Regions from separate parts of the Mus musculus genome. Here all the other regions are linked to region 1. Evidence: chromatin contacts called from ENCODE Hi-C or POLR2A ChIA-PET data. All regions are on one chromosome and are shown on one strand. The core of a region is the stretch at or near the end of the contact, and the rest is flanking DNA. Distances in the headings are between cores, read along the strand shown. Region 1 has its middle 21 kb from the start of Prrc2b. Region 2 has its middle 35 kb from the start of Slc25a25. Region 3 holds the start of Ptges2 (prostaglandin E synthase 2).

What was found. A loop is a pair of places that touch in the nucleus more often than their neighbours do. ChIA-PET counts read pairs that join two places held with the same protein, here RNA polymerase II (POLR2A).
Region 2: a loop to region 1 is called in a map of mouse embryonic stem cell, with 2.8 times the contacts of the local background. The contact joins two enhancer-like sites. A Hi-C loop is called at or near these places in 2 of 37 maps with a recorded cell type or tissue (mouse embryonic stem cell and v-Abl transformed pro-B cells).
Region 3: a loop to region 1 is called in a map of v-Abl transformed pro-B cells, with 2.0 times the contacts of the local background. The contact joins the promoter of Ptges2 here to the enhancer-like site in region 1. A Hi-C loop is called at or near these places in 1 of 37 maps with a recorded cell type or tissue (v-Abl transformed pro-B cells). POLR2A ChIA-PET finds 5 or more read pairs at or near these places in 1 of 5 experiments (embryonic stem cell).

What each region holds. Positions count from the first base shown.
Region 1 is chr2:32,127,961-32,132,652 of GRCm38, forward strand. No RefSeq gene overlaps it. Among named protein-coding and RNA genes, the nearest start is that of Prrc2b, 21 kb to the right of the region's middle. RefSeq lists an enhancer at 1-626. Within about 2 kb of position 1,948, at least 2 of the 3 ENCODE cell types and tissues checked have a DNase peak (open chromatin) inside an H3K27ac peak, as active enhancers do.
Region 2 is chr2:32,484,608-32,489,299 of GRCm38, forward strand. No RefSeq gene overlaps it. Among named protein-coding and RNA genes, the nearest start is that of Slc25a25, 35 kb to the left of the region's middle. Within about 2 kb of position 2,669, at least 1 of the 3 ENCODE cell types and tissues checked has a DNase peak (open chromatin) inside an H3K27ac peak, as active enhancers do.
Region 3 is chr2:32,393,068-32,397,759 of GRCm38, forward strand. It overlaps Ptges2 (prostaglandin E synthase 2), which reads left to right and starts at 2,823. Exons shown (of 7, transcript NM_133783.2): 1 at 2,823-3,483; 2 at 4,471-4,668. The coding sequence starts at 3,208.

The DNA.
Region 1 (4,692 bases), core at 698-3,197:
TCCTATGAAGGTGTTAGGGACCCTCCCCACGTCTGGAGAACCACCTCCTGGCTCCTGGGAACAGATTTTCAGCCTCCTGGCTTCCGCCCTAGCAGGGGTCCTTAGCTAGTCAGTCACATTCCAAACTAAAGGCTGACTCCCCGCAAGGCCGACCCCAACGTGTTTTCTCAAGCTGTCTGAAGAAATAGCTCTGCAGTGTGGCTTCCCGCTGAGATAACCCGGGTTTCCCCTGGTGCCCCCTTCCCACGTGGCCGGAAGACTCCAGGCTCTATCTTCCCCGGTGCAGGGGGAGAGAGCGTGGGTTGGAATGTGTCTCCTGATAACAGGGTTTATGAAGGGCTGGGATCGGGGTTGGGTGCCCGTCCCAGGCTCTCAGGGATGTGTGGTGCTGGTTGATAAGGGTTCTCTGCAGGGGCCTTGGCACTGAAGCCCTGCTATGGACCAGAGCTGAGAAAGGGTCCCAGACCTGGGTCGCTTGTGTTGGGAGCTTAGCATAGGCTGTGTCCATAGGTGTAGGAGGAGAGGGAGGAAGGAAAGGCCCCAGAGAGTCCCAGTGTGAGAGACCGAGGCTGTGAGAAGAGGAACGAGCCAGGTGTATGCAGCCTCTAACCCTTGATCAAATCCCATAGATAGCACAGGAAAGGACTGAGTTACACAACAGGTGATCTGCTGGTGCTTCAGGCCTAGTGTCGCAGCCACTTGGGCAACAGAGGCAGAATAAGCTCAAGTTTGAGACTATCCTGAGCTACATAGTGAACCTGGTGTGGTGGTGCATACCTTTAATCCCAGCACTTGGGGGAAGGGGAGAGGGGGGGGCAGGCAAATCTCCGTGAGTTCGAGGCCAGCCTGGCCTGGTGACACTGAGAAACCATGTCTCGAAAACCAAAATAAATAAATAAGTACATAGGGAGGGGTATAGCTTAGTTGAGAGAGGGCTTGCATGTACAAAGCCCTAGGTTCGATCCCCAGCACCTCATAAAACAGCACTCAGGAGCTGAAGACCAAAGGGTCAGCTATTCAATCATCCTTGGCTGTCCTTGACTGCATTGTGGATTTGAAGTTAGCCTAGGCTACAAAAATTAATAATTATTACATTATCATAATAATGGTAATGATGGTGATGGTGGTGGTGATGATTGAGATAATGAATAGATGGATATGTGAGTATCAGCTCCGGAATCAGTTTAGGCTTTGCTCAAAACCATCTCATCCCTTAGGAGCTTTGTCCTATAAGTGTCCCTGTCCCCATCCTGAGGAAACAGTAGGTATGGGGTTTATGTTCAAAATGGAGCCTCGTGCCCCCCAAAACTCTCAGCAAATAGTCTTCACAGCATGATGTTGGAATTCTGAAGGTGAGCCTTTCCTTACAAGGTCGTGTAGAAGCCCGCAACAGCCATCCATGCCAGAAAGGTGACACAGACCTGGGAGGCTCCTGAGTCTGGGACAGAAAATGTTACAAAGGCCAAAGAGTCAGAGCTGAGAGCCTCTCTCTGACAGATTCCATCCCTTGGTCCTTCCTCTCATCTTCTTTCTTCTCTGTTGTCCCATCAGCCGGTGCCCACCCAGAGTGGCTAGAGTCTCTGGAAGCTAAGCTACATGCCTTAACCACAGGGCCCCGGTAGAGACCAGGCGGCTCTGACTGGGGCCCTGTGTAGGCAGGTGATGAACTGAATCGTAGGAGCCCTGGCTTCCTGGACAGGAATGGACACACTGCAGGCCCTCCCCAAATCAATGTTTAGAATAATCCTTGTAGCTCAGCACCAGAGCACTTAAGAGCACTCTCTGAGGACAGCCTCAAGCAGGGTACTGGATGCCACTTCCCAGAGGGCGCAGCCTGAGGTGGACAGTGCAGGTGAGAGGGAGGAGGCGCTGGAGTCAGGAGTGTCCCTGCTATGTCTTGTGATGTTGCAACTCAAGGGCCCCCTGACTCAGCTCTGTATTAATAGCCCTGGCCAGTTCCCAGGAGACCAGCTCTGCCAGCGGCCAGTCAGAAGACTTCCAGACAGGGCCTCCCTGTATCCATAGCTCCGTCCCACAGCTCCTGACTGCTTCCTCACGCCTCCCCTCCCCCAACTCCCCGCTGCCCCGAGCCCACCTTCTCTAGAAGGAATCATAGGGGTAAGCCTCTCCAGCCTTAAGCAGTCCTTTATAGATCTCAGGACTTAAGAGAGCCAGCTGAAGGGGACCTGGGAGGGAAGATGAAAGGGGGGATGGAGGAGAGGACAACATCAGGGTAATAAAGCCAGAGCCAAGTTCAACCCCAGCCTCTGGTTTCTAATGTGGTGACCTGTAAGGGTTCACTTAATAAGAGTGGGCTTTTGTTTCTCGCTGTAAAGTGGGAATCTTTTTTTTTTTTTTTTTTTTTTTTTTTTTTTGGTTTTTCAAGACAGGGTTTTCTCTGTATAGCCCTGGCTGTCCTGGAACTCACTCTATAGACCAGGCTGGCCTCGAACTCAGAAATCCGTCTGCCTCTGCCTCCCGAGTGCTGGGATTAAAAGTGTGCGCCACCACTCCCAGCTGTAAAGTGGGAATCTTACTGAGACTTCTCACTTCTGGTTTTGCTGTGAGGACAAAATGAAGTAGTTGTCACAAGGGCAAGTCTTGGAACTCACATCTTGTCATCCCTGTTACTGTATCTTTGGATCTCCACACTCCTTGCTGTCAGCACATTCTGGATTGGGTTTCTGTCGTCCTGAGCCCTCTAGTGTTCACAGGCTGTTGTTGCGGCAGGCTCTGCGTTCGTGGATTCATGTCTGTTTCTTTTTTGGTTTCTTTGAGTTTTTATTTTTCCCTCCCTCCTCTCATTCTTTCTTTCTTTTTTTTTTCTGCCTTTTCTTGTGAGACAGGATCTTTTATAGCCCAGGCTGGCCTGCAATTCTCTATTTAGCTGAAAGTGACCTTCCTTCCTCCTCCTCCCAAGTGCTAGAATCATAGAATAAACAAATATGCCCCCTCCTTTCCAGAGGAGCACGAAAGACCAGACAGACTGGTTTGCCCATCCTTGGGATGAACTCTGGCTTACTGGGTGCTGGGGATGGAAGCCTGGACCTCCTGCATGCTAGGGCAGTTCGTTCTCTCTCTCTCTCTCTCTCTCTCTCTCTCTCTCTCTCTAGTCTTTAGCCCCTGTAAGGTATCCTTTCTGATCCAAGCCACTGTTACATATACACAGCACAGTAGACTGAAAATGGAGATGGGGTCCCCTCTCCCCTTCCCTTTGGAAGCTCAAAAGATCTGACAGAATGATTTGGGTACCTGTGAGCCGCCGAGCCCTGGGGTCTGGACTCTCAACGTTGGACAAACCACAAGGTCTCTGACCTCCTGAGTCTTTATCTGCAAAGAGGCCTGAGACCTTGTGGGGAGGTTTTGAAGAGAGGGACAGGAGGAGGCAGCCATGGAATCCATGACTGATAAGCAAGAGTAGAGGGCCCTCTCAGAGGCCGTAAAGCCCACGCAGGTCAAGGTTATCCGGGTTGGAGTAGAGCCAGAGACAGGAGGCAATGAGACACAGAAGGCTAAGTGTCACAATTAGAGGAGTCAGATGCAGAGCAGTGATCCCAGGCTGCGTGGCCGTAGGGACCAGTGTCAGCAACTCCCGTCCAAGCCTGGCCCATCCACTACTACCTTTGTGTCCTGAAGCTAACCTCAGTCTTTCCCATCTGCAACATTAGCCAGGGCTAACCCCCAGCCTGTCCACAATGCACAGACCTCCAGCTAGCCCCAGCTTGGGGATCCTGAAGAGAGCTCTTATACCCTCTAGCCCAGCCATGAGCATCCATCCTGACCCTAACCAGGGTGTGCAGTAGAGACATGATAAATGGAGCTCTGTCCCAGGGATGTGATGTTGGTCCTGGGTCTGAAAACTTAGCCCACTTACTGTCTGGCCCTCTTAGCTTACAGAGGTTTAGCAGTTGAACTGTGCACCCCCTAAAGTAGATGTGTTGGGGACCTAACCCTAGGCCCCCAGATGTGACCTTATTTTGTCTTTACAGCCATAAGAAGAAGCTAAAATAAGGTTACCCTAGCTTACTAAGATCACCTTATTTAAAAAAAAAAAAAAAGCCACAGCATAAACAAACGGCAGGAGTCCTCCTGTATGATAGTTCAACAGATAACTGCATTTGCACCAAGCTGACAAGTTGGTTCAATGCTCAGGCCCTACATGGTGGAAAGAGAGAACCAACTCCGAGAAAACATTCACACACAAATAAATACATTTTAGAGAAAAAACAAGAGGCAGATCTGAAGTTCAGTTCCAGTGGTTAAAACAAAACAAAACAAAACAAACAAACAAACAAACAAAAAACCCACTTCACACCATGTCCAGGGTTTGAGCCTCAGACCTAACAAACGGAACTGGTGAAGTTAGGGCCTGGGAGCACTGCTCAGTGGCCAAGTGCTTACTGTGCAGGTGTGAGGAGCTGAGGTCGGCCCCTTGGCACCTGTGTAAAAGCCGGGGGCAACAGTGTACATCTGCAATCCCGCTCTGGGGGGACAGAGACAGCAGAGTCCTGGGGGCATGCTGGCCACACAGTCAAACTAACATGGTGAAGTCCAGGTTCACTGAGAGACCTTGCCTCCAAAAAAAAAAAAAAAAAAAAAAAGTGGGAAAAAAATAGAGCCAATTGAAAGCACATACGAGGGGGCAGGCAGGGAGTTCTCCGAGCAGAGAGAAGAGCACAGATGGAAGGAGGC
Region 2 (4,692 bases), core at 1,419-3,918, 360 kb after region 1:
AGCAAGAACAAGGCTATCCTGGTTTACATAGTGATTTCTGAGATCTACCGCCAGCCAGATATACACAGGGAGAATTAGAAATAAATAAATGTACTGGCCACCGTGGTCCACATCTTTACTCTCAGAAGTCCATAGGCAGATGCAGGACAAGTTCTGTGAGTTCGAAACCAGCCTGGTCTATGTAGTGAAAGCTTGCCAATAAACAAACAAACAAACAAATAGATGAATGAATGAACGAGCGAACGAATGAATGAATGAATGCAAGTTCTTTTGACTCAGCAGCTTCATTCTAGAATAAGCAAGCCAGAGCAGTGAACTGTCTGCCCTAAGATCTTTGGTCTTGGGGTTGGGCTGAGGGGAGGGGCTGCAGGCCTGCTTGGCTGGCTGGCCATGGATTCGAGAACCATCCCCTGGACTCTGTGTCCCCGAGCCCTTTGGTCTCTGAGCACAAGCTCTGGTGGAAAATGCAACAGGACTGAAGAGTCACAGTCCTAGATTTCACCCTGTGCTCAGCAGGGTGGACAGAGCTTAGGGTAGGGCAGGTGTCACCCGATGCCTCCGGAGGAGTCCAGGTCCACTTGGAGCCTGCATGGGGTAGGAGAGACCTAGGTGGCTGAAACCAGCCACCACCAGTACAGACCAAGAACCTGGCCCCAGCTGACACCGCTTCCTGGAACGCAGGGAGCAGCCCTTTGTTCTCCAAACACCAAATGGTTTCTCTGGGCCTCAGAACTGGAGCAGGGGCCTGGCCTGGCCTGGCTGCCGGAGCTGAGTGTGGGTGTGGAGCCTGGGACCCTGGAGACCTCATCTCTGAAATAGACCCTGACCCCCTGTACCGCTTAGGGGAAGCTCCTTCCCCCTTCTTAGGTCCCCACTTCCTGAGGTGATCAGATTTGAAAGTAGATTGGTTCACTCTGCTTCTCAGCCAGAGGGGCCGAGAGCTCAGAGGTAGGAGCCAAGCAGACCTGAATCCCATGTCTACCAGACTACTTTCTGTGCCTTGAAGTCTTATTGGTGGATTGAGTGAAACAAGGCTTCACTGTGTAGCCCAGACTAGCCTGGAGCTCCTGATCTTCTTGCCTTGATCTTCTGAGTGCTAGGATTACAGGAGCATGAACTAATTGATTTATTTTCTGTATGGGAGTACACTGTAGCTGGACAGACAGTTGTGACAGACAGATGGTTGTGAGACATCATGTAGTTGCTCTGTCTCCACTCACTCCTGCCCAAAGATTTATTTATTATTATATGTGAGTACACTGTAGCTGTCTTCAGACACACCAGAAGAGGGTTTCAGATGGCTCATTACGGATGGTTGTGAGTCATCATGTGGCTGCTGGGATTTGAACTCATGACCTATGGAAGATTAGTCGGCGCTCTTAACCGCTGAGCCCTCTCTCCAGCCCCTGAGCTAATTCTTATATTGCAATGTTTTTCTCAGTCTGAAACTCAGCAGTGCCCCTCCTTCACTGTATTTTGGAGGCTGATTCCAACAGATCAACCCCATTCTAGCATCCATCTCTAGCTCCTGTCTTCTCATCCATCCCATGCCAGCCACACTGGCCGCTTGTCACGGCATGAAGCCCTAACTTTCTACCTCCAGCCGCAGGATGCTTTCTTTTCTGGCCTCTGCCTCTCACATTGTCTCTCTCCCCAGTTGGCTCCTCACAGCTCCTGTGTTATCAAAGTAGTTGTCTGGGTAAGTACTAGCACCGGAGACTTATCTGTAGGAGAAAGTGTGGGCCTGACCTGGCAGCCAGCCTGCCCGGCACATGGCACTTCTAAATAAGAAGCACGGTGTACCATGCTCATGAGTATGCCCAGAAGTCAGAACAGAGGATTCTGAAGTAGCCTGACAGTTGGGAGCTGGCCTGCTGAGGCTGCCCTCTCCACATCTCTTTTTATGTGCTTCTCTCGCACCGAGATCCTGGTGGTATGGGCGCTCACTGTCCAGTCTGAGGTAATGTGCTAACCAGTCACAGACGATAGCTTCCGCGATATGAGTGCTTGCTGGTGTGTAATACAGCAGATGCTGTTCCCTGAAGCCCTGTCCAGAGTGATTTACTGACATCTCTGCATCCTTTACTGACCAGTAGGCATTGCAGTCTTATCTAGGGACACCCCGGTGATGACAGCATGTCACCCACCTACCCAACCATGTGTTGATGGGATTTAGAACTGGGACTCTGGTGAAATGACCCCGGCTAGATGAGCTAAGTACTGGGCTCTCGCTGCAGTATTGCTGCTTTCTGAGGAGAGTCGGAGGGGATGGAGATGCGGCTCAGCTGGCAAAGTGTTTACTGCGCAAGCATGAGGACCCAAGCTCTATTCCCAGGTGGTTCATGTGCCCATAATCCTACCACTGGCTAGGATTCCTGCGCTAAGTGCCTGCCAGTCTAGCTGATTTGACAAGCTCTAGATTCAGAAGGAAACCCTCTCAAAAAAATAAGGTAGGCAGAGGTTGAGGAGGACACCTGCTAATAACCTCCAGCCTCCACAGACCCCTGTACTCATATGTGTGTTCATGTACAGGGTCACCTGCCCATACAGAGGACTGTATTGCGGCTGGAGAGATAGCCCAGTGATTAAGAACTCTTTTGTTCTTGCAGAGGACTGGTTCATTTCCTAGCACCCACGTGCAGTGGCTCACAACTACCTGGAACTCCATCCAGTTCCTGATGAGCCTCCGCCCTCTTCTGGCCTCTGAGGGTACTGCATGTAGATGATGCACAGACAGGCTGGCCCAAACACCCACACACAGGAACTTAAAACATAATAAATCTTTAAAAAAAAATGTGTGGAGCTGAAGAGATTTCTTGGTGGTTGAGAGCACTGGCTGCTCTTGCATGATACATAATCATGTATGTACAATCATGATTCCAGCATTCTCATGACAGCTAAAGACTGTTGTAAGTTCCGCTTCCTAAAGCATCTGGCGCCCTCTTCTGGCCTTCTTAAGTACTGCGTGATCTTGGGGTACTTTCATACATGCACTCAAAACACCAAAAGACATAAAAAGAAAATAAACATTGCTGGGTATAGTGGCACAAGCCTTTAATCCCTGCAATTGGGATGCAGAAGCAGGCAGATCCCAGATCTCTATGAGTTCAAAGTCAGCCTGATCTACTTAGTAAAGTTCCAAGACAGCCAGGGCTACATAGTGAGTCCCTGCCTCATAAGTAAATAACAACAAAAATAAACAAAAGTCGCCCGGCATGGCGCACGCCTTTAATCCCAGCACTCGGGAGGCAGAAGCAGGCGGATTTCTGAGTTCAAGGCCAGCCTGGTCTACAGAGTGAGTTCCAGGACAGCCAGGGCTACACAGAGAAACCCTGTCTCGAAAAAAACCACAAATAAATAAATAAATAAATAAATAAATAAATAAAAATTTAAAAGTCTTTGGAAATTTATATATATGTGTGTGTGTGTGTCTTTTAGATTTACTATTCACTGTGTATGTCTGCGTGATGGCACAGAGTGTGTGCCACCACACATGTGTCACACTGCACGTGTGTGGAAGTCACCTCCTTGCACCAGTGACTTCCTGGGATCAGGTTCAGTTTCCCAGGCTTGAATGTAAGTCCTTCACCCCTGAGCAGTCTGGGAACTGAACCCAGGTCCTCAGCAAGGGCAGCACAGGCCATCTCTTAGACCCCACCCTTCACGGTGTTCCACGTAGCCCAGTCTGCTGAACCTGGCCTTGAACTCCTGATCATTCTGCCTATATCTCCCAGGTGCTGAGTTACAGGTATGTGCTCACCAAGCCTAGCTCAAAATAAATGTCCAAATGATAAGGAAAGGAGCTGAGATATATGTGTGTACACTACATGTATGTTATATTTACCTGCATATAATATATATATATTGTGTGTATATATAATGTATATATATTATATGCATATATTTGCTGGTGGTGGTGGTTGGTTGGTTTGGATTTTTTGAAACGGGGTTTCTCTGTGGCCTGGTTGTCCTGGAACTCACTTTATTGACCAAGCTGGCCTTGAACTCAGAGCTCTACCTGCCTTTTAACACCCCCACCCCTTCTGCCACCTGCCCCGAGTGCTGAGTTTAAAGGAGTGTTCCACCATGCCCGACAGTGCTGTTATATTTTAACAGGAGGCATTTTTCTTTTTTTAGGCAATGAAATGAATGATACATTTTTCAAGTAACCCAGTCTGGCTCCAGCCTGGGCCTGCAGGAGGCATTGTGACTAATTTGCCAGGACCGGGACTAGCAGAAACTGTCGGCTGTGAACCTCTCTGTCCTGTAGGTGGCGGTAGAGAAACCGTACCAAGCCTCAAGCTCAGCTCCAGCTGGAGGGAGAGCTCTGGTGGCTAGCCCAGGGGGCTGTCCTAGGTGCAAAGAGAGCTCAGGAAAAGAAGTCAGGGTCCCCACCCATCCTAGACCAGATTCTAGGCCTCAGTTTCCCCTACAGTGCTCAGAGTGCTTAGAGACTCCAAAGGTTCTAGACCTGCTCAGCCCAGGAAGCATCTGCGCCCCTGACGACCATGTTCCTGTCCGATCTTGCCACTCACCCCTCCCTCCCCTGGGTGGTAATGTTCTCCTTACCCCCTCGAAGGGGAAACTGAGGCTCCAAAAGATTAAATGACCTTCCAAAGTGAAGCACGGTGTGCGGTCAGAGCAAGAAAAAAAAGCTCACTGCCTTCTCACAGGGGATCCACAGAGCAGGCA
Region 3 (4,692 bases), core at 1,573-4,072, 270 kb after region 1:
CTGGGTTCTGAGGAGTCCACTTCCTCCCCACTTCTTATGGGTGTTGGCTCACCTCTTCCTCCAGCCCTAGGTCTGGCGCTGGCCACACTCAGCCTTCTCTCAAGAGCAAACTTTTCTAACACTGTTTCTTACCAATAGCCTTTGCAATTGGGAAAGGCTGAGAGTTTCTCAAATCACCGTATTACAACAGATTACCACATTTTTTGGCTTAGAATCACATCTTCCAAACCCCAGAAGTCGGAAGTCAGAAATGCAGTGTACAGGAGGTCGAGAGATGGCTCAGTGGGTAAAACTCTGGCTTTGTGATTATGAGGACCCACGTTCAGATGCATAGAACCACATAAAAGCCAGCGGTGGTACCATGTACCTCTGTGGCCCCAGTGTTCCTGTGGTGAGATGGGAGGGAAAGAGAGGATAAACCTCAGAAGCCCCCGGGCATGCCAGCCTGGCATAGGCAACAAAGAGGAGACCTTCTCAAACAGGGTGGTAGGTGAGGACTGACTCCAAGGTCATCCCCTGACCTCCACTGATCTAAGTGTGCAAGCCCTCACATCCTCACATATAACCACTCCCCTGGTACCACCTCAAACATACACATTTGTACACAAGCAAAAATAAAATAAGCAATCTGCTCTGTACCCAAGTGTAGTGGTTCACACTTGTGATCCCAGCACTCAGGAGGCTGAGGGAAGAAGATTGTCAGGAGATGGAGGGCCAACCTGGGCTACATAGCAAAGTCTAACACAACAGTAGAATAAGACTGGTAGGATTACATTGTGGATTACAGTGTAAGGCCTTATTCTTGTGCACGCTGGACTCGACCAGCAAGAACGACGCTGCAACAGGATCCTTCTGCACACGTTTATTGGGAGAGCTTGATTGCAGAGGCGAAAAGACCCCAAGCCCAGAACTGGTGCTGCTTATATAGGCCTAGGCGAGGCGTGTCTCACACCCGGATTGGTTATGCACTACGCCTCATTTGCATGTTCCTCATCTGATTGGCTACTCTCTCTCTCTCTCTCTGTACCTCACAGAGCCTCATTATCATACCTCATTTGCATGTCTCACATCTGATTGGTTATACTCTCAAAGCCTCATTATCATGCCTGGGCCAGGCAGTGTCTTTGCAAAAAACTTTACTGCATATGTACACCTTGGTTGTTTGTCCAAACTTATGCGTGGTGGCCAGCAGTAGTCAGTGCCACTCTGCAACGGCACATGTGGCTTCCCACACCTTATCTTTTAAAAAAAAAGAGAGAGAGAGAAAAGGCAAGGTGCTTGCTGTTCCTTACAGCTCTGGAGGGTCAGAGTTCGAGATGGAGACACCAACGGCCAGTTCCTCACAGTTGACACCCCGAAGGACGCCTACATTTCAGAAGACAGACAAGGGCAGACAGTCTGGTTTGTAACAGTGTACCCATTCCATTCTCTCTCTCTCTCTCTCTTTTTTTCTTCTTCTTTTTTTGAGACAGGGTTTCTCTGTTTACCCCTGGCTGTTCTGGAACTCACTCTGTAGACCAAGCTGGCCTCGAACTCAGAAATCCACCTGTCTCTGCCTCCCAAGTGCTGGGATTAAGGGCGTGCACCACCATGCCTGGCACCCATTCCATTCTTTTTTTTTTTTTTTTTTTTTTTTTCGAGACAGGGTTTCTCTATATAGCTCTGGCTGTCCTGGAACTCACTTTGTAGACCAGGCTGGCCTCGAACTCAGAAATCTGCCTGCCTCTGCCTCCCAAGTGCTGGGATTAAAGGCGTGTGCCACCACGCCCGGCACCCATTCCATTCTTGCAAACTGATCTAATCATTTCCTAAATGACTCAATTATTATTATGATCACTCCACTCCTTAGTTTCAGTTTATAGATTTTGAGGGCCACAGATATCCTAATGTGGTTACATTGGGGATAGTTTTCCCTGGCCACGAGGGAAAACCGTCCTTATTTGCTGGGTCCTTGGTTGAAGCACACTAGGATCAGAAGTCATAGGGAGACAGGAGACGTAGGTGAGGAGGGGAGGTGAACTTATCAGAAACCGAGAAGTGTGACAGGCAGTGGGGCCTCTCAGCCCAGGCTGCAGCGCCACCTTTCTGAAGTTTTGTTCAGTTTGGGGGCTTCAACAGCCTCATTTTCCCCAACAGTATAATAAGATTGGTAGGTACTGTTCTCTAGTACAGGTTTCAGGCATTTGTTCCAGGATGCCGTTCTGGCTAGCCCCAGGACTGTTCCGGGACAACTCCTGCCCTACTTAGAAGGCTGTGTTTGAGCTGGAATCCTCCGTGCCTTTTAAGCCCATTTTTCTCTTCCCAGCTAGGTTTTCACAGAAAAATACGTTGGGGCCACCTAGCCTTTTTCGCTCTCCTAGGCCTGCATGCGCAGGTTCCAGATGCGTCTGGGTATTGTGGGCTCTGGCGCTGCCAGGCCCGGGAGAAAGCGAAGGCGGTGGATCGTACCCAGATCAGACTCTGGAACAGCCATTCCCCTACAACTCCATACCCGCTCGCCAAGGAACCCCACCTCTCCCTCTCGATTCCACGCCCACTATAAGGCCCCGCCCTCTTTCGGCTTCGGGGCGGGGTCAAGTCAGGGCTGTCCGCGGAGAAGCCTAGGCAGTGGAGGTCGGGCGCTCCGTTAAGACAAGTAAATTCGCAAAGGCCTGGGGTGTCCTGGGAACCTTCGCTCATTCCCATTCAGGCCTGAGAGGTCTTCGGGCTGCCAAGCCGGCCACTTAGCGTGGGCCATTTCCGCGACACGTGGTTTCCAAGGCCCCCCGCTGGATTTGAGAAAAGTTTATGGTTCGCATCATAGCAGCAGAGTACAGCATTGCGGGAGGGCAGAGAGAGTCTGAGACAATGCAGCCACCCACTGGAGACCGCGTCGGACCTTTTCTGGGGAGTGAATGGGTCGGAAGACCAATGTTCTCCCTGCCATCGTAGATGCACGATGTGGAAACGCCCGACCACGAGTTACAGGTCATCATTGTACCCTCAGAAGACAGCGACGCCAAGCCACTTCCTAAGCCCCTGGGGTGTGCTTCTGCCTCTCAGACAGGCATGCGCTCTCAGATCCCTCAAGGACTCTGGTCCTACTTGGCGTCATCGTTACCCTAGGCAACACGCAGGCCCGGTACTGTCCCTTTAAGGAATCCTAGAGCCGCCCTGGTTGGGCCATTTTGGTTTTGCGCGCTCGCCCGCAGCGCCGGCAGAGCGAACATGGCCCAGGCGGCGCGCCTTTCGTGGGTGCTTGTCTCTAGCCGGTGCGCCCTGACTGAGGGGCTGCTCACACGACCCTGGCAGCCGCTCTCGGCACAGAGCCGGGCTGGCTTCACCAGGGTGGCTGCCGGAAGCCGGGGCGCCGCGGTCCGCAAGGGGAGCCCGCGGTTGCTGGGGGCGGCGGCGCTGGCCCTGGGCGGCGCGCTGGGGCTGTACCACACCGTGCGGTGGCACCAGCGTTCCCAGGACCTCCGCGCGGAGCGCTCGGCTGCGCAGGTAAGACTTGGCTGGCACGGACTGCTGACGGGGAGCCGGGATTAGCCCCGAACTGCTGAGAAGCCGCAGGGTCAGGAGAGGCCTCTTTCGCCCGCTTGTGACCTTGGGCGAGTGTCTTGGCCTTAAGAGTGCGAGGAGGGTGGTGCTATCGCCCACGACTTAGAGCTGTATGTATCGCATGCCATGGTCTGTATTGTGATTTAGGGGCGTGTGTGTGGCACCGGGAGTAATCTTTATGGAACGAGTGACCCTGACTTCAGACTCAGAACTGGAGGCGTGCTCCAGCCCACCGTGGCTCGGCAGCCCTGTAGACCTTTCATGAGTTGCAGTCTTTAGCCCTTCTCCGCCCTGCCTCCCATGCTCCTTTCCTGCACCCAGGAACTGGAACTGGCGCGGAGTCCCTGCGGTTCACTGCTCTCTTCTCTGCCCAACCGATTTCCATCTGAAGACTGAGGGGAGGGGGGCTGCAATTGTAGCAAGCTCACCTGAAGGCTTCCCTGCAGAGGAGCTAAATGCAGCCTCCTCCCTCTTCGTTTGGAGATCTGAGGTAGATCTCACTTCTGGCCAGTGCTGCCTGGCCAGTTGGTCAGCTCTGCCAGTTACTCAGAAAGAGTTGGAGAAGTTAGGGGTAAGGGGTGGGAGTGGAGGAGACCTTAAGGACTATTAAGCTGGAGGAAGACACACCCTAGGACTGTCTTCTGTCCCCTTTGGGACAGGAGAAAGATGAACTCGCTCGAAGGGGCGCAGGGACCCCCCCCCCCCCCCACACACACACAGTGTTAGAGCCTCCTGGCCCTGCGGTATACTTGTTGGGCACTTGCAGGTAGGCTGTCTGTCACTCTCTGAGCCCCTTGCCCACCTTTCCTCACTCTCTTTTCAGGGTCACCTTAGAGGACTTCCTGAAGAAAGGTTTGCCTGAGGCGGGTGTGGAGCAAGAGTTCTGGGACCCCAGGTGTTACAAGCCCCATTGTTTTTCTCTTCCCCCAGCTGCCCCTGTCGAACAGCCTGCAGCTGACCCTGTACCAGTACAAGACATGTCCCTTCTGCAGCAAAGTCCGTGCCTTCCTCGACTTCCACTCCCTGCCCTATCAGGTGGTGGAGGTGAATCCCGTGAGAAGGACTGAGATCAAATTCTCCTCCTACAGGAAAGTGCCCATCTTGGTGGCCCAGGAAGGAGACAGCTTGGTGAGCTTTGGGGATCTCATGCCT